6 separate regions of the Homo sapiens genome follow, and regions 1, 3, 4, 5 and 6 are each linked to region 2. The links are chromatin contacts, found by Hi-C or POLR2A ChIA-PET in ENCODE. All regions are on one chromosome and are shown on one strand. Each heading gives the region's core, a stretch centred on a gene start or an enhancer-like site at or near the end of the contact. The rest is flanking DNA. Distances are from core to core; before and after follow the strand shown. Region 1 overlaps RBMS1 (RNA binding motif single stranded interacting protein 1). Region 2 holds the start of NR4A2 (nuclear receptor subfamily 4 group A member 2). Region 3 holds the start of RBMS1 (RNA binding motif single stranded interacting protein 1). Region 4 holds the start of TANK (TRAF family member associated NFKB activator). Region 5 holds the start of BAZ2B-AS1 (BAZ2B antisense RNA 1). Region 6 holds the start of STAM2 (signal transducing adaptor molecule 2).

Region 1 (2,705 bases), core at 89-2,588, 4.1 Mb after region 2:
TAATAGCACCTTAGAAGGATTAACAACTACCCTGTGAAGTGGGCACTATTATCTTTACTTAGCAGAAACTCAGACTTAGGGAGGTTAAGTGAAAAAGCATGCAAATGGTAGAGCCACAACTTAAGCCATAGTCTTTCAATTAGGTAGAGTGCAGGCGGAAGCATGGACCAAATGGTTCAAGGAGGTAAAATGTGAAACGTGCGTTATCAGGGCCTAAGGAATATGCTAAGGGGCAAACTTTTCAGTGGAAAAAGTAATAGTATGTCTTATTATCATGATTTTTTTTATAATGAGTTTTAAAAAGCGAATTGGATTTCCCTGAGAGAGGGCTGCTAGATTTAGCAAATTCAAAAATGCAGTGTGATGAAAATCTGGGACATACTTATACTAAAAAATTATTCACTGTTTATCTGAAATTCAAATTTAACTCAGTGTCTAGTATGTCATCTGTGAAAGCCTTTATAAAACAAACAAAAAAACACTAATACATTCAAGAGCTACAATTCCCACATCTGAAATCTGGACACTGTGGGCCACATGTCTTTGGGAGGCCAAGTAAAGGGAAGTGTAGTGAGGCCACAGCTGTTCTTGACGGGCTTTCTTTTTCCTAGTAGCAGACACAGCCCTTGACTCCAGGGACCTAGCTTTCACCATGTAGGCCACTTAAGATGTCACTGCCTCAAAACTCCAGACCTTCTCTATATGGATGCTATGAAGATTAAATATGACTGAGGTTTATACATCCTTAAAATATTTATTTATTGGGTGAGTACTTTATAAATATATTCTCAGAAACCTGGATCAGATAGACTCTTACCCTCCTAAGAAAGGTCTCAAAAATAAAAGTACTAATATATGGTGAGCCCAGTTGACAGTAATCTCTAAAAATAAGGAAAAGTAAAAAACTAGAAGTATGTTCAAAACCTGAAGTGAACTATGGAACATGTAATGAGATGCCAAAACGGTCCCTAGTAGAAAAAGTGGACAATCACGATGAATTGTACAGTTTTCAAATGGCTATGTATGGGTAGATTTTAAAATATCATCATCATGACTCATAGATCCTACCTGACCACAAATACACAGAGATAACATAACATAAAAATGGGCCAATACCTTACTTATACATACCAATTTACCTTTCTGCTACTCTCCACTAAACCTCCAATCTCTGTAGCTTGAAGACGTTTACTTTCTTTAAAACAACAACAAATTGGGACTGTTTCAGGCAGTGTTCATTTAAATATCTTCTATGCACAAGTTTAATCTTCAAACTTTAACAAAACCCAATCTACTAAACACAAATTGCTGTGAACAGAAACTGCCTGAAGAGGATTAATCAACAGCTTTGTATGTCATCCTCTAAACAAGGCCAAACACTGAATCACTGTTGAATTCCTCACGTGCAGCTACACCCAGTTAATCTTGAAGAAGGCAGTAAACTATGTAAATCTACTTAAACTGGGAAGATAAGTACTTCCCTCATCAAAAGTTAGCAACATTTAACAAGTACAACTATTGGAGGGCAAGACCATTAAACACACACAGATATAAACACACACATACACACATGCAGAAAAATTTTGCATTCACTCCCCTACCTCCAAAACCCTACTGGAAACCACTAGGACAACATACTGCTTAGCAAAAAAGGCCTTCCTACATGCCACGATGTGCAGAAACCAAAGTATGGTTGGTTTGTAACTTAGCTACCTCAAGAAAGCAGTTCCAAAATGGAAGGAAACAGGAAGAGGAGTAGCTAATAAAAGAATTCAAGAAACAACACAAAGGAAAAATGAAAATACCAATTTTCTATATCTAAAAGCCTTTGAGTATAAATCACTTTTTTTGTTTCAAAACACACTAAAATATTTTCATAGCTACAAAAGTCCTGATAAATGGTTTCATTTTGGTTTTTGGGGTGCTCTTTTCATACGATCAGATTGGATTTGCTTAATGAACACCATATACTTCAAAGTCACAGTCAACAGTAATAGAACGTACACATTTGTCCACTGAGACTTGAACCAATCATCTTTATTTAGATACTGCCTACTCGGTTATCACTCCATTCAAAAGCTTCTCACTTTGACTTGAGCTGAGCAGGTGTATTTCTAATGTGCTCACAGGCCTGTGAGGCAGGAAAATCCTGTTGATCCCAGATGATGCCAGAGATCAGTACTCCCTGATGCCCTAGCTACACTACGTGGGGGCAGGTGAGAGATGAGTACCAACCACCGCTGCTTTAACTGAAACTAGCTCACTCCTACACAGTCGACCCTCCGTATAAAGAGGTTCTGCATCCGCCTACTGTGGATTAAAAATATTTCAGGGAAAAGCAATAAAAATAGCAATAAAACAATTTGAAAATAATACAGTATAACAATTATTTACATAGCATCTACATAGTATCAGGTATTATAAGTAATCTAGAGATTAAAGAATACGAGAAGATGTACATAGGTTATATACAAATACTACGCAATTTTATATCAGGACCTTGAGCCATCCTGGAACCAATCTTCCTCGGATGCTGAGAGATGACTGTATATGTAAAATGTAGAAAGCTTTAAGAGTTGTACAATCATTCAGTACAGCCACATTTTTATATCAATGCTGCTTCCAAACATCACAAACTTACCATCTGTATCATCCATTTGCTTCATCATTCACCTCCTAGCTCACAAGTTCTCCCTCCCCAAAAA
Region 2 (2,839 bases), core at 121-2,620:
GACAGAGCACTGGGATTGGAGCTACAGATAAATTGATGTTCACTTTTCCAGAAAACTTGTCTTTCAGCATCTTTAATGGTCACAAGGCTTAATGGTCACAAGGTGGGAAGAGGGGATCTACTTTTCCAGGAGCTTCTTAGGTCAATTGCAGAGGGGGGACATACTGCTTATATGGTATTGGCACCAATATTAGAAGTGTTTCCCAGCACAGCAAGATGAACACCTTCCCCATAATGCCTTCCACAATCTGCCTTTCTGGAACAAGGCATTCTTGTGTCCTAGCAATTTTCAGATGTTCCCACTTGGAAGACATTCTAGAGCACAGACAATCTTATTACTAATGAAAAAAGAAAGCCAGTATCCTCTCTTTTTATTCTTTCCCCTCCCCCACAATCTTGCTTCATAGTGGTGGTGGGGGTGGGGGGAAGATTACCCAGAAAAAGCAGAAAGGAGACTCGAACCCCACAGCCCTTAGAGATATTCCTGTGTTGGATATTAACCCCCTGGTAGCTCCACAGTTTCATAACTGTACTCTTTACATATTCATATTCTCGCTCTGATACATTCGCAAACCCAAGGACAGCATATGTCAAAACCAGAAATTTCAGGCAACTTAGTAACAGGACACGCTACCAACACCACCCTTACTCAACAATACCCGGGAAACATCGCGCGCTGGCCAGCCGCGGAGACACAGTTCCCAAGCAACGCATAAACTGAAGAACTTCCTCTCCCTGTCAGTTTGTGGGCAGCTTCCCTCGTATACATAGGACTTGGAGTCTCCGTGTTCACAGGCCACAATCAATTCCTCACTAACAGCAAACTTTGCGCACATTTCCGCGGGCTAGTCCTCAGCTCCCAAACTGTGGAGTCTCCCTTCCACGTCCACCAATGAGGAGCCTGGAAACCTCTGTCGAGAGCCAACTCCCCACTAGTGCCAAAGCCGGAGTTCGAACAAATGCCCCCCGGTAACTGCGCGCACGCACTCCCCATCCTTCGGTCCCACTCTCACTAGAAGCCTCTGGCTCCCACTTCCAGAGAACCTGTCCCACACAAGTGGAAAGAAGAGACGTGCAAAAGAAGGAAAAAGCATAAAAGAAGGCGAACTGCATGGGCTGCATCTACTCACTTAGGAGTTCTCCGCGTCTGTCTTCATTCATTCAACTCTGCCGAAGTGCAGTTCCCTCTGGGAGCCCGGGCGCCGGGGTCGGGTAGGGGTGGGAGAGCTGGGCGAAGGGAACCCGGACACCTCACGGAGGGAGGGAGCAGGGACAGGCGGCCGGCTGGACAGGCAAAAGGGACCGCGGAGCCGTGCGCGAGCCGCCGGGCGGACTGGCCCTGGCCGCCAATGTGCCTTTGTTTATGTGGCTTGCGCTGCCGCTGCCAACATGCACCTAAAGTCTCCGCGCGTCAGCGCGCGTCAGCGGCCCGCCGCCCAATCGCCGCGCTGCCGCGCTCCCTGGACTCCTGGCCCGCGCTCGCTTTGGTATATTTCCGACCTGACGTCACGAGCAGGGCCGATTTTAAGGTGGGAACCGCTCTGCGTTCACCTTGGTAGCCAGCTTGGGTGGTTTTTGGTGTTTTTTTTCTTTTCTTTTTTTTTTTCCGAAAGAGGTGTGACCTCTCCCAGGTCTGCGCAGCCCGCAGCGTCGCGACACTTCACTTTCCCCGAAGCCCCTGCGCCCGCGCAGCGGCTCGGCCGCTCACATGTGGGGAGGGTGCAACAAAAGCACCGGCGGAAGGCAAGGCCGGCGTGGCCAGGTAGTACGCACCTGGAGCCGCACGGAATGGGATGTGCCTTGCAGCGCCCTAACCTCTCCCACCCACCTTCGTCACCCCCTTAGCGGAAGAGCGTACAGATGTCCCATGACACGAGACGCTCAGAGGGCTCACGCAGTTCGGGTGGGATTTCCCTACCCGGTTCATCCCCTTTTACTCCCTTTTCCTGTCCCAGGCCTCCTCCTCTTCTGGCATATATTCATTCTAATTATCTCTCTCTCTCACTCTCTCTACCCCACCCCCACCCCCCACACTCCCATCTGAAAGGGAATGGGAGTGGGGGTAGGGCTTATTTTTCTATGTTTCCTTATTTCCATGCAGTGCCCACGTTCGATGGAGGACGTGGTGCTTGCGGGGGGGGGGGAGAGGAAGGGGAGAGGGTAGACAGTGACCGTGACCCAGCTCTTTAGAAACCCCAAAAGTCAGAGTGAAGCGTCGCCCCTTTTCCTTTCGCAGACAATGCAGCCGAGCAGCAGGCAACAGGTGCGCCTTCTGCAGAAAGGTACTCTGATTCCCACCTTCTGCAAACTCTAATACTTTCGATACTCCTCTGTGCCCACCAACTCGTACCCCTTCCACGAGTTTTAAGGGAATAAATCGATCTTCGTTTGAAACACAAGGTCTATCACAGCCTCAATCTTAGAGCCCAGAAAGACTGGACAAGAAAAGCGAAGCGGGTGGGGATTGGGGGCAGCGTCTCCGCAAAGCGTAAGGTGTGAGCCTACAGCCCAGCCAGGAGAGGGGCCCGAGCTGGCTCTGGGAGCGTGTCCCACCCCCGCGGCCGTCCAAGTCGCCGCCGCTTCTGCTTTGCAAGTCATTTCCCCTAGCCACGCCGAGAGCGCAGGGAGCTTTCTAGCAAAGGAAACGCCGCAGCTCCGGAGGGCAAGCCCCCTCCCCGTCTCCCGGCCGGAGCTGGGAGGGCTTCCTAGGGCTTCTCCCGCGGGGCTTCCAGCGGCTGGGCCTTGGGAGGGAGAGTTCGGAGCCGCCCCCGCTTTTCTACTCGCGCAGAGCGTCCCAGCCGCCCCTCCTTTCTCGGTGTGGCTCGTTTCCAGGCAGCCGG
Region 3 (2,700 bases), core at 53-2,552, 4.2 Mb after region 2:
AACATATAAGCTAGTTTTGTTTTTGTTTCTTTTTTAACCAAATACGAAGTCACTTCTTTCTCTGCACTGAAATCTGCCCATTGTCCCTCCTTTGCAAAACCTCTAGAGATTAGAAGGGACATCAATGAACGCGAGTGAACTTTGGCCACTTTTCTACCCAAAACACCAGCGTAAAAGTAGAAATCAGTAACCAGGTGAAGTGCCACACCGCACAAAGATCAGAGGCGAGGGGCGGGCGCTCAGGGCCGGAGGCGGGGAGGAAAATATCCCGGCCCCGCCGCCCCTCCAGCCCCAGTCATCGCGTGCGCGGGAGGTGGAGGGGCGTCCCTGGGGGGCGGGAGGCTCCGCGCCACGGCGAGGGGAGCGAAGAGTTACAGCTTACAGGGCGAGGCCCTTGGAGAAGGGGTCGAAAAGCCGGGCCACCAGCGGATCCAGACGCGCACACCAGGCGACGGCCGCCGGCCAGCCAGGGCTCGGCGAGGGGCGCCGCTCGACCCCACGACCCTCCCCGCTGGCCGGGCCAGGAAGGGGCTGGTGGCTCTTTCCTGTCTAGTCTCTCCCCCCGCGGCTTTCTGTAACCCGATCCCCGCACTCCGCTCCCAGGGAAGCCGCCGCCCCGCGCGCCGCCCGGCTCTGCCCAGGCCAGCGCTATAGTTAGCAACCTTCCAGCAACTCCGCCCGGCGGTGGCGGGGGTTCGCCGCGCGCCCCCCTCCCCAGGCCTGACCCTGCGCGCGTCCCCGGGCCCCCTCCTCCGGCCGTCACCTCTCCCCGGCGCCCCTTTACCTTGGCTTGCAGATACTGGGGGTAATAGTAGGTGGCGTACTGAGGGTACATCTGCTGTTTCCACACTTTGCCCATGAAGCTGGAAGGGAGCCTGCCGTGCAGGGTCGCGGACACTTTGGGGTTTCCAAGTCTCGGGCTCTCCTGCCTCTCCCTTTCCGGCGGCGGCGGCAGCGGCGGCGGCGGCGGCGGCTGCTGCTGCTGCCGCTGCTCCACCTCCCAGCCGGGACCAGACGTCCTCCTCCTCCTCCTCCTCTTCCTCCTCCTCCTCCTCCTCCTCCTCCTCTTCCTCCTCCTCCTCCTCCTCCCAGGCAGAAAGAAAGACACTGCAGAGCGCAGAGGGCACCCCGGACAGGGCGCTCCCAAGGAGTTTCCTCCCGGAGCCCGACTGCTCCGGGGCTGCCAAGGGCTGGCGCGCTGGCCGCGGTCCGCTCGGGCGAGCCGGCTGCGCGGGGCTGAGAGGTGATCAATACAAGTGGAAAGTGCGGCAGCGGCGGCTGCGCTTGGTGCCAGGCGGCATCTGGGGTGGGTGCGCCCGATGTGGAGAGAGGAGAGGGGCTGGCGTTCCGAGGCCGTGGGGGAAGGGCGGGCGGGGGCGGGGCCTGGGCGCCGCCGAGCCCGGGACCCGCTGGAGGTGAGGGCTGAGTTTTAACCACTCCTCACCTCCCAGGCTCGCGGTTGGACGGGCGGAAGCCCTGTGAGTCCAGATCGCTTTGTGTCGGGGGTGGGGAAATGGGAGTGGGAGTGGGGGTGGAGGGGGAATGCGGGGGGACCCAGCTTAAGAACTGCAGGGCGGGCACCTCTTTTGCTTTCCCGAGTTTTTATCTTCGTAAGGGGGAGGGGAAATAAGGGAAAAGAGGAAATCTGATTAATCGTTCACTTCCCACCGCCCAGTAATTTTTTTTCACAAGGGAAGGAAAATGATTTAATGCCCAACAAAGCTGGAGTCTGGACACCTGGGTTCTGTTCCTCCCACCCACCCCCGACCCGGGGCCACAAGACTAATCTAGGTGACCTTGGGAGGGTTAGCGTCCTTCGGTTTGGTTTTCCCAGATGTGAGACGTGAAATCATGCCCCTTGCACAAGGGGAGGCAAAGCACATACATACATACACACACACACACACACACACACACACCCCTCACAACATATAGACGGATCCTTCTAAGAGGGGGATGCCGCAAAGAGGCAGAATGTTATTAGAGGACACAATATAGACATCAGCTTTTCTCTGCCTCTTTCTAATGCTGCCAGACAGTCTGTCAACTCCCACTCAGGAGCAAGGAAACTCCCTGAGTTTGGAATATTTTAAGGCCATTTTGAAAGTCACGCTGGCATATTGTTGCAGTGTGCTTCAGTGACATATAAAATCAATCTCTCTTTCTGCCTCTCTCCATCTCCTAATTGTCACAGCTCTAGACAGCCTCAGACCAGCAGTGGTTCAGTTCACTACATAACTAGATATAATTTAATGGAATTAATTGGTCCCCGAAGCTGCCTGCAGAAGACTTTTATATTCCAGCTCAAAAAGAGAGCTAATACCAAAATGTACATACGGATAGCATAGGTAAGCAAGCATCCTCAAATTAGGGTTCCGGCACATCTAATAAAATGTAATAAAAAACTGTGTTTGTTATTAAATAGACCTTGTTTACTTTGTCATTTTGGTTTTTGAAGAGTCTTTTGTTAATAGCACAAGGTAAATTAAACTCAACTGGAATGCATTATTTTGTTAAACAGTTATTATTTTTATATGATAACATTTTAAAATAGGTTTAGTAAGATACTTTAAAACAATGACAAAATAAGGACCTGAAACCCTTATAATCGTTCTATGGTTTAGACAAATTTCTAGATCTTACATGTTTGACAAAAACAAAATAAATATAAGTATAGGTGAGAACATTTTGGCTCTGCCA
Region 4 (2,910 bases), core at 247-2,746, 4.8 Mb after region 2:
CCATATGAAAAGATCCTCCACGTCATATGTCATCAGGGAAATGCAAATTAAAACAACAATAAAATATGACACACATCTATTAGAATGGCCAAAATCCAGAACACTTACAACACCAAATGCTGGCAAGGATTTGGAGCAACAGGAACTCTTATTCATTCCTGGTGGGAATGCAAAATGGTAGCCACTTTGGAAGACAATTTGGCAATTGCTTACAAAACTAAACATTCTCTTACCTTATGATCCAGCAATCATACTACTTGGTATTTATCCAAAGGAGATGAAAACTTATGTCCGCACAAAAAAACCTGCACACAGATATTTATAACAGCTTTTTTTCATCACACTGGGGTGAGGGATGTTGATAATGGGGAAGGGCTATGCTTGTGTCGGGGCAGAAAGTATATGGAAAATCTCTGGACATTCCTTTCCATTTTGCTGTGAATCTAAAACTGCCCTCAAAAAAAGTTTAAATAATTTTTTTAAAGCAGTACTGTATTGTGATGTTTAACTCAATTACTTATTACAAGAAAACTATTCAACTGGTCAAAACGTTATATATAAGAAGTTTCTGTTTGTTAAAAACATTGTTTCAAATATATTTAGGCTTTGACTTTTAAAAGTATACAGCAACATTCAAGATAACTAGACAGAATGCACTGCAACTTGGCAGGTTTTTAAATCCTTGGACTTACTGGCCTAAGGAAAGATGTGTAAACATCCATGATTCAGAAATACAGGGAGAAATTGGGGCAGCCAGACCTCATCCTCTTGCCCTAAAGGGAAAAGATATCTTTCTTGCGGTATCTAAGATATGAATCTTAGATAATATTCATGCATGGCTAGGAATTGGAATAATGGGAAAGTCTTAATTCATGGGAAATTTTCTAATAAAGTTCCACCTCCATTTCCAGCCATTCCTCTTTAACAAATACATTTAGTGAAAAATACTACCAGTTGGGGAGAAACCAAATGGGTATGTGTATATGTAGTGTTTCTCAGAGTGTGGACTTTAACCACGTTTAATTACATAAATTTACGAGGATCTGTTGAAAATGCAGGTTCCTGGGCTTCACTCCAGTTGCTCTGAAATGAAAGCTGTAGGAGTCGGTTGGTGAAACTACATTTTGTTTCTCAGGTGATTCTTGTGTACTCTAACTCATATATAGGGTGATGTTATTTATTTACTGGTTATTTATTTACCGGTTATTTATCGTTTGGCAAAAAAATCCAGCAAAGACTCACAAGTGACCTTTACACTTGACATAGGATTCTCTTCCGCTGCTGACGCTTTTTTTTTCTAAGAGGCGGGGACTTGGCTGGGCAGGGCTGGGGGAGGGCGCTAGGCGGGGCGGGCAGGGGCGGGGCAGAAGAGCCCTGGGCTGGGTGGGGCAGGGCGGAAGGGCCCTGGCCTTGTTGGGTGGAGGTGAAGAGTTAATGGCTCCGCGCGCAGGCACTGCCCTCTGAACTGGAACAAAATGCAACTTCCGGTTGGAGTCACTCGGCCAGGCGCCGGCGACCTGAGGGGAGAGGGAACGCAGCTGAAAGCGTGAACTGTGTGAGTAAGAAACTTTGTGAATTGGTGTGTCCGAATCCGTCAAGCACGACGTCGGAGAATTTGTATGCGTGAGCGAGAGGGACGCGCTGACAGTAGGGGCGCCGCAGGGAGAGAAGCCGAGGAGCAGCGGAGACAACCAATTTGCAGTTTGGGGAGGGATTTTGTGCGGGAGAAACCACGCGAGTCCTTCCCCCGGAGCGGACTCCTTGTGGGTTGGTTTCCGGGCCCGCGATGTCAGCATAGCATCGTCGGCCTCTGCCCCAACGGCTTCAAGGGAGGGACTCGTCCCGGCTGCTTTGCCCGGGAAATGGGGGTGGAAGGGCCTGCGGTGTCGAGGTGAGCAGTGGACCCTCCAGGAACATTCCCGACTTCCCTTCGGGAGAGAGACTGCCTCCTAGAATCAAGTAGTATCGTGGTTACTCTTTCGAAAACTTAATTGGTTCTTTCTGTTGTTTTCCCAAGGTGGTTGCACAATTCCCCTCTGCCTTCCTGTGGGGTGTCATCATAGCCTGGTCAATGAGAAGTTGGGTAACTTCCCAGAGGGTCACGGAGGGAGTGGGTGGCCAAGGCAGGAAGAACAGAAGCCAACCCCGCCCACAGTGGGAACCCAGGCGTTAGGTAGAGTCCTCACGCCGGTGTAAACTGACTAGCAACGAGTTACAGGCAAAAAAGCTGTGCTTTTCTAGAAGTAGAAAGGGGGAGGATAATCAAAGAAGAGCTGTGCCTTTATTGTTATGCTATAACGAGCAAAAGTAAAGCAGCCTTGCTATGTAAAGTGGTGTTTATCTCACCTCACAGGAGATGCTTTTGACAAGTTATAATAAGGGAGAGATGGTAGTAAAGGAAGTGAAGAAGCGACGTGAAATTGAAGGAAAAGAAAATGACCTGCCTTCTTACCGCGGTTGGAATACACACCCAAACGAGAGGTAGCAGAGAAGCAAGCAGTGCATTCTGTTAAAAATTATTGTGTCCTCATTTGAGAGAGGAGGGATCCTCAAATAATACAACTATGTGCAAAGCAGGAAGTGAAATCCTTCTCAGTCCTCTCCCCAGTTGTAATCCAAGCCTTCCACATCTTTCCTGTATGTGCATAACCATGTTATTTTGCTTTCTTATGAAAATGAGATTATGCATACTGTTCGATAATCTGTTTCAGATTAAATATATATATATGGTGAAAGTCTTGCCATATGTAGCTCTATTTTATTGTAATGTTGGCGTGGTACTGCATTGTGTAGATGTACCAAATTATAGTTAACTGTCACTTACTATGTCCTGTCCGTATATATTGCCCAGTATTCTTCAAAATTATCTGTTTCTCATTAGACTACAGATTTCATTAATCCTTTGTGAAA
Region 5 (2,700 bases), core at 5-2,504, 3.3 Mb after region 2:
ACAAAGAGAATGCAAATTAAATACAGACAGTTTCATGTCCTTGTTAGAAGAGATGTAAATATGCTGACTGAAAATGACTACAGGAGACAGAATTCCACTTTCCCATTCAATATACAGTGCCTCTTATTTATATACTAGTCAGTGTATCATTAAGCTTGGTCATGTGACCAAACCAACTTTTGTGAGGCGAAAAACTATGTTAGACAAGCAAATTAAAACAGTGCTAGTTTTTGTTTATCTGTTCATAATGGCTGACAAAGAGTTTATAGCTAGCGATTATAAAATAACTTTTAAAATCAATTCTGCCTCTTAAATACTCAATAATTGTTTGACTTAATATCTGCTACTAAATTTTAAAGTATCCATTATCTTAAGGTATTTTCCATAGTCATTTCTTTTCAAAATGTAAATAAATAATAGAAAAAGAAAACCCCAGAACATTTTATTAGAAACGGGGAGCCAGATAATCTAAAATAACCATACATAAATATTAACCAAGCTAATTTTCAAAAAATCCATAAGGGAGAGTGGAGCAAATAAGAAAGGGAATATACTGACTACAGATAACAGTTGAAACCTTTAAATTAAAAAAAAAAGTACACAAAAACCAGATAAATAACAAATGACGCACAAGTTTTTTACCATTTTTTGCATATAATCTTCCACCTGTTACCAAAACATACAATACGCAGACTTCGTATACTGATTTTGAGAGCAAAACACAAAAATAAGCCACACAACTTATCAGTAACCTGTAAGTTACACAATCCTATAAAACAGGAGAAAAATTAAGCAAAAAATTTACTCTTGGGAAAATTTCTCCGTAAAGTTTACATGACGTCACTGGGCCCCCTGAACATTCCCTAAACTTTGAGACTTATCCAGACACACTTCCTAATACTTCTTTCCTTTCCTCAAAAATAAAAAAGAGAGAGACTTGGGAATAAAATTGCCCAAGATGGCGAAACGCTTGTTGTTTAGAGGGCAGGAAAAAAAATGGAGGATATTGTAATATACACAAAGGGATAAATTTCAACAACTCGGCCAAGGACTGCAGCTGCTTCCCTCTTTATAAGGAAGCAACAGACAAAAGATAAATACAGAGGGAGAAAGAAAAGAAGAGAAAATCTCCCAAACAACAGAGCCAGCTCTGACTCTTCAAACACTTCCTTCCCCTTCTCAAATCCCAATTCTGGGGTTCGTGAAACTACTTAAAGGGGAGGGAGCCGCGAAAGAGAACGGGGGCTGGGGGGAGGGGTAGCGACAAGAAGATTAAAAGAGGGAAGCAGAGGAGTTGGGAGCTGGCGGTCGTTCCCGGGGAAGAACTGCTAAAACATGAGACCAAGGCACAGACCTTACTGTATGAGAAGCAATGCTCCTCAAACCTTCTGCGTGCTGACATAGACCTTCCCAGGTATCCAGATCTTTTCCCAATCCCACCTGCCCCACCCCCACCCCCGCTCATCTTCAGTAAACTCAGAGCCTCCAGCTACACACGGGAGAGCTAGAGGCCCAAGCCGGGGAGTGGGGGTGGCAGACGCAGCTCGTCAGTCCGACAGGGAAGAGGGGGCGGAGGCAAAAAAGGGCAGCAGGAGGCGGACGGGGGTGGGGGGTGATCCAGAAACTACCCCGGCAGGGAGTGGGGGAGCAGCGGATATTCCGGGGTAGGAACGGCCATCGCAACGCTGACAGAGGTTGTTTTTTAAGAAGCAAAACTGTTGGCGGCGACCTGAGCGCTGGAAGCCGAAGGGGAAGAGGAAGGAGACGCGAAGCCAGGGCGGCCGGCACAAAGGCGGCGGACTCGCGGCGGCAGCGCCTGCCCGGCCGGGAGCACAACCCACGGCCCTACTCCAGCGAAGTCCCGCACCGGCTTCTAGGAATAAAGTTTACGTTCTCCTGAGGCCGCACCCCCCACCTCCCACCCAGGACGGCACATCTCCGTGTCCTCCTCCCCCAAACTCCACTCGGGACCCCGAGAACCACCCCAGCCTTCCGGCCACCACAACAAAGAGCCGCACCGACCGGCGAGGATAAACAGCGGCGGAGGGCGAGAGGGCGGCGGGGCGAGCGCCTCCACGCAGCAACTCCGGAGTCCCCCGCTTGCCCGAGCGCAGTTTCTCCGCTGCTGTTTCCACCGGCTTTGTAACACTGGGAATTTACATCCTCACCCGCACCCCTCACGCCCGAGGATTTTAAACTCACCTTTACTCTCGAACTGAGAGTTGCGGTAGATGGGATTTTTGCCTTTTCCCCAGATGGTTGAAGGTTAAGATTTTTGGAAACCCCACCACCTCCTTATTTCTATTATTATTTCTGCAAGAAAAGTATAAAGAGAGTTGTAGTGGAGGTGAGATTTGTGATCGGGAAAGCCTTCGACTCCCTCCTTCTCCGTCTTCCGCCTCTCTCTCTCTGATTAGTTCCTATCCAGCAGCAGATTGAAGCAGGAGATGATTCTTCTCAAGGTTTGTTCAGCAGCTTCACTTCTAGGCGAAGGCTTCATGAACCAAGTGACGTCAACCAACAAGGCTTCTCTCTCTCTCCTCTCTCTAACAATGAAAGTTGCTGTTAACAAGGGAAAAAAAGAGAGAGAATTGTTTATACCATTTCAGTTCCAATAATAAATGACCTATCAGCTCCTAAAGGAGCCAAGGGAGGGGGTTGCTTCTTCTTTCCAAGAATACTGTAGCTTTGAGTTTGCAC
Region 6 (3,002 bases), core at 2-2,501, 4.2 Mb before region 2:
ATGGCTTAGGGGATTACACAACGTATCAGAATAGGGCACTTTCTACAGTCTCCTAATAACCAAATGTTAACTATGAAACAGGGGAATTACTGCTGAGATGTGCAGTATTCTTCTGAGTCTCCCCGCCCCAACCCCATTTCCAAGTTCTAAAAATTTACCTAGGGTTCTGTTAACTACTGCTACAAAAACAAACAAAAAACAAACCTGTAGTCCCAGCTACTCGGGAAGGGGAAACGGAGGTGGAGGCTGAGGTGGGAGGAATTCTAGTCGCACCTGGGCAACATAGTGAGACCCAGACTTTCGAGAATACATACATATATTTCTCAGTTTGTTTTAGTGTTACTCAAATTTCCTAAATAATTTCGTATATATCTTATCCATGTTTTTCTCATTCTATAGTCACTGAGAGACCAGCGCTTTATGACTGCAACATGTAAAATACTTGTTGTTCTGGAGTGTTTTGAGACTGGAGATTTCCTTTTCATACTCTAAAACCGAACATCTCCTAGCACCCGCGCAATCTTTGCAATCCGGGGATGAAGAGCAACACCTTTACAATTGTAATAAATCTTAAAGCTACCCTATCAGGGATTGAATGCATGAGTAATATAAATAATGGGGAAGTAAGTTCTTCCTATTCAATGCGGTTGTCTAGGTGTCAAGTGTCTAGTGTTGGGCTTCTCTAGACAGCAGGGTCTCCACTGCTGCATCATCTTCAGAAAACGATGGGGCAAAGACGGAGGTAACCAGCTGTCGAACGAGCAGGAAGTTTTTAATCACCAACTCCACAACTACTTAATCAGTCCAGTCTCCAGCGAGCCCTAGGCTCTTCCCAAATCCTACGCTTGGCAAGGAGAACGGCCCTTTGAGGGTCCCCAAACTCAGGCGGCAGGAAGCACTCCCCAGACCGCTAGCGACGCGCCGAGGTTGCCCCAGAAAAATCCCAACGTCGAAGGAGCGGGCGGCACCGCCCCTCCCCTCCCTTCGCTTTGCTTCCTAGTCCCCGGAGTCGCTACCGCCCACTTTCTAGCCGGACAAACAGCAGTCCAGGGCCAGGCACACAGCAGTCCAGGACCGGGCACAGCACTCACCCACGTCTTGCTCGAAGGGGTTGGCGGTGAACAAAGGCATCTCGCCGGCGCCCGAGCCCTAGTCGCTGCTGTCTAGCTGACACTCAGCAACTGCTACCCGCCGGGTGACCCGCGGCCGCGGCTCCCTAGACCGCTCCGCTTCGGCCTCCGTCCCTGCACTTCCGCCACCGCACCTGCCCGGCTCTTGCCTGACAGGCCGGCTCGGAGTCCACCCTTCGATCCCGCGCTCCTGTCCCAACTTTTCTCCCGGGGCGAGATCCCTCCGACCATGGGCGTCCTCCCAAGGCCTTTGTCGCTGCCCCTGTCCCAGACTTTTGTAGGGGTCAGGCGGCCGCTACGGCCACCTTTCCAGCGCTAGGACCCCGGCTAGCCACGAAGCCGGGGACCTTCGGAGCCGGAAGTAGTCCCGCCTGGAACTGGACGACCCCGGAAGCTGCAGTGCCAGCGGCGGCGCGGCAGGGGGCGCGGTTACCCGTGGTTTTTCGCGTTGGACGACGGGCTCTGAGGGCCAAGTTCTTGTCACGAATTTAGTTTGTTTCAGAGCGGCAGGACTCGTAGCTAGAGAACGAGGACCCACGACGCGTACGCGTTACAGTCCTGTTTCCCTAGAAACGGAGCTGCCGGCGCGGAGGTGGCTTTGAGATTCTGCGAAAGACCTGACTGCTCTTCAACAATTATTGTGTTGCACCCTCCCAGGCGCCCAGTCCAAACCCCGTCAGAATAACCACCCGGGACAGCGGTGGTCGAAGTAACTACGCCTAACTTTTCGCTTTCCATCGTGTCCCCTCCATAAAAACACTGCTGGGCCCCCGGAATCCAAAGGCGAAGGAGGCACACTCCCTGCCTTAGACTTGTTGAGAGTTTTATAGGGGCAGTGCATAACGTACATGATGGTGTATGACGATTCGGATGGTAGTACGAGTCATAAACTCAAATTCCAACAGCATCCAGCCAGGTATTTAAATGAATGCAAAAGCCCAAGCACCCTTCCCACCCACATATTCTCTGTTCCTCTTAGAAAACTGTAGTAATGATTATGTTGCCTGTCTCTCCTCCTCATTAGATTATAAACTCCCTGATAAGTTTTGGTCACTACTATATCCCCAGCGTCTAAAACAGTGTCCCAAGTAATAGACGCTCAATGCTTTTCGAATGAAGCTGTAACTTTCTAACTGAACAGTGCGTATCTAAAGATGTCAACTACTGGTAAATTGCAGCCATTTATTGAAATGTGGGTCCTACTAGAGTTTGCAATTTTTCAATGATGTTTAAATGTTGAGAATTACTCCAACATTTTAAATAATAGATTAATCAAAACCATTTTACAAACTCTAGTATAAAGACCTGATGCTATAGAGAGCTCATACACATTCAGAAAGGTGGTTGCATTTTATAAAGTTCGGGGCACAAATGAGAAGGAATCGTGCAGAAGGGGCTGTTTTTCATAGAACGTTGAACCTAGGGATGTTCAAGATAAATTGGGAGGCCGGGCATGGTGGCTCACGCATGTAATCCCAGCACTTTGGGAGGCCAAGGCGGGCAGACTGCTTGAGGCCAGGAGTTCAAGACCAGACTGGCTAACATGGCGAAAAACCGTCTCTACTAAAAATACAAAAATTAGCCAGGCATGGTGGCGCAAGCCTGTAATGCCAACTTCTTGGGAGGCTGAGGCACGAGAATCACTTGAGCCCAGGAGGCAGAGGTTACAGTGAGCCAAGATCAGGCAACTGCACTCCAGCCTGGGCAACAGAGCAAGACTCTGTCTCGAAAAAAGAAAAAAAAAAAAGACTTAGAGATTTTTTGGACAGATAAAGACTTTTTGTCTAAGACTTAGTGTTGGAATGGAAAACAAGGCTGACTAGGTATAAGAGGAAACAGATTGACAAGAATTTTAAAGGGCAAGCTGGGAAT

Evidence for each region. A loop is a pair of places that touch in the nucleus more often than their neighbours do. ChIA-PET counts read pairs that join two places held with the same protein, here RNA polymerase II (POLR2A). Pooled maps may share reads with other maps.
Region 1: a loop to region 2 is called in a map of natural killer cell, with 12 times the contacts of the local background. The contact joins the enhancer-like site here to the promoter of NR4A2 in region 2. A Hi-C loop is called at or near these places in 4 of 168 maps with a recorded cell type or tissue (B cell, CD8-positive, alpha-beta T cell, naive thymus-derived CD4-positive, alpha-beta T cell and 1 more) and 9 of 50 pooled maps.
Region 3: a map of naive thymus-derived CD4-positive, alpha-beta T cell shows a loop between it and region 2 (9-fold over the local background). The contact joins the promoter of RBMS1 here to the promoter of NR4A2 in region 2. A Hi-C loop is called at or near these places in 2 of 168 maps with a recorded cell type or tissue (CD4-positive, alpha-beta T cell and naive thymus-derived CD4-positive, alpha-beta T cell) and 6 of 50 pooled maps.
Region 4: a loop to region 2 is called in a pooled map, with 8 times the contacts of the local background. The contact joins the promoter of TANK here to the promoter of NR4A2 in region 2. A Hi-C loop is called at or near these places in 3 of 168 maps with a recorded cell type or tissue (CD4-positive, alpha-beta T cell, CD8-positive, alpha-beta T cell and naive thymus-derived CD4-positive, alpha-beta T cell), 2 of 37 single-sample maps with no recorded cell type and 12 of 50 pooled maps. POLR2A ChIA-PET finds 5 or more read pairs at or near these places in 1 of 52 experiments (naive thymus-derived CD4-positive, alpha-beta T cell).
Region 5: a loop to region 2 is called in a map of gastrocnemius medialis, with 10 times the contacts of the local background. The contact joins the promoter of BAZ2B-AS1 here to the promoter of NR4A2 in region 2. A Hi-C loop is called at or near these places in 1 of 168 maps with a recorded cell type or tissue (gastrocnemius medialis) and 7 of 50 pooled maps. POLR2A ChIA-PET finds 5 or more read pairs at or near these places in 1 of 52 experiments (RWPE1).
Region 6: a map of B cell shows a loop between it and region 2 (19-fold over the local background). The contact joins the promoter of STAM2 here to the promoter of NR4A2 in region 2. A Hi-C loop is called at or near these places in 4 of 168 maps with a recorded cell type or tissue (B cell, CD8-positive, alpha-beta T cell and naive thymus-derived CD4-positive, alpha-beta T cell), 3 of 37 single-sample maps with no recorded cell type and 14 of 50 pooled maps.

What each region holds. Positions count from the first base shown.
Region 1 is chr2:160,402,118-160,404,822 of GRCh38, forward strand. All of the region lies in intron 1 of RBMS1 (RNA binding motif single stranded interacting protein 1), which reads right to left. Among named protein-coding and RNA genes, the nearest start is that of MIR4785, 4.4 kb to the right of the region's middle. Within about 2 kb of position 1,339, at least 8 of the 41 ENCODE cell types and tissues checked have a DNase peak (open chromatin) inside an H3K27ac peak, as active enhancers do; they include CD8-positive, alpha-beta T cell and natural killer cell, where a contact is called at or near this core.
Region 2 is chr2:156,331,351-156,334,189 of GRCh38, forward strand. It overlaps NR4A2 (nuclear receptor subfamily 4 group A member 2), which reads right to left and starts at 1,371. Exons shown (of 8, transcript NM_006186.4): 1 at 1,130-1,371. RefSeq lists a silencer at 1,123-1,322 and an enhancer at 1,553-1,632.
Region 3 is chr2:160,492,505-160,495,204 of GRCh38, forward strand. RBMS1 (RNA binding motif single stranded interacting protein 1) reads right to left here and starts at 1,303. Exons shown (of 14, transcript NM_016836.4): 1 at 785-1,303. The coding sequence starts at 859. RefSeq lists an enhancer at 844-1,364 and a silencer at 1,551-1,730.
Region 4 is chr2:161,158,932-161,161,841 of GRCh38, forward strand. TANK (TRAF family member associated NFKB activator) reads left to right here and starts at 1,497. Exons shown (of 8, transcript NM_001199135.3): 1 at 1,497-1,555. It overlaps TANK-AS1 (TANK antisense RNA 1), which reads right to left and starts at 1,359. Exons shown (of 3, transcript NR_187173.1): 1 at 1,201-1,359; 2 at 234-305. RefSeq lists an enhancer at 1,207-1,970.
Region 5 is chr2:159,614,040-159,616,739 of GRCh38, forward strand. BAZ2B-AS1 (BAZ2B antisense RNA 1) reads left to right here and starts at 1,255. Exons shown (of 2, transcript NR_110588.1): 1 at 1,255-1,414; 2 at 1,711-2,700. It overlaps BAZ2B (bromodomain adjacent to zinc finger domain 2B), which reads right to left and starts at 2,509. Exons shown (of 37, transcript NM_013450.4): 1 at 2,203-2,509. RefSeq lists enhancers at 460-988, 2,045-2,571, 2,199-2,278, 2,529-2,598.
Region 6 is chr2:152,174,512-152,177,513 of GRCh38, forward strand. STAM2 (signal transducing adaptor molecule 2) reads right to left here and starts at 1,252. Exons shown (of 14, transcript NM_005843.6): 1 at 1,092-1,252. The coding sequence starts at 1,131. It overlaps LOC105373689 (a long non-coding RNA gene), which reads left to right and starts at 1,022. Exons shown (of 3, transcript XR_923477.3): 1 at 1,022-2,046. RefSeq lists enhancers at 790-839, 890-1,029, 1,190-1,713, 1,190-1,609.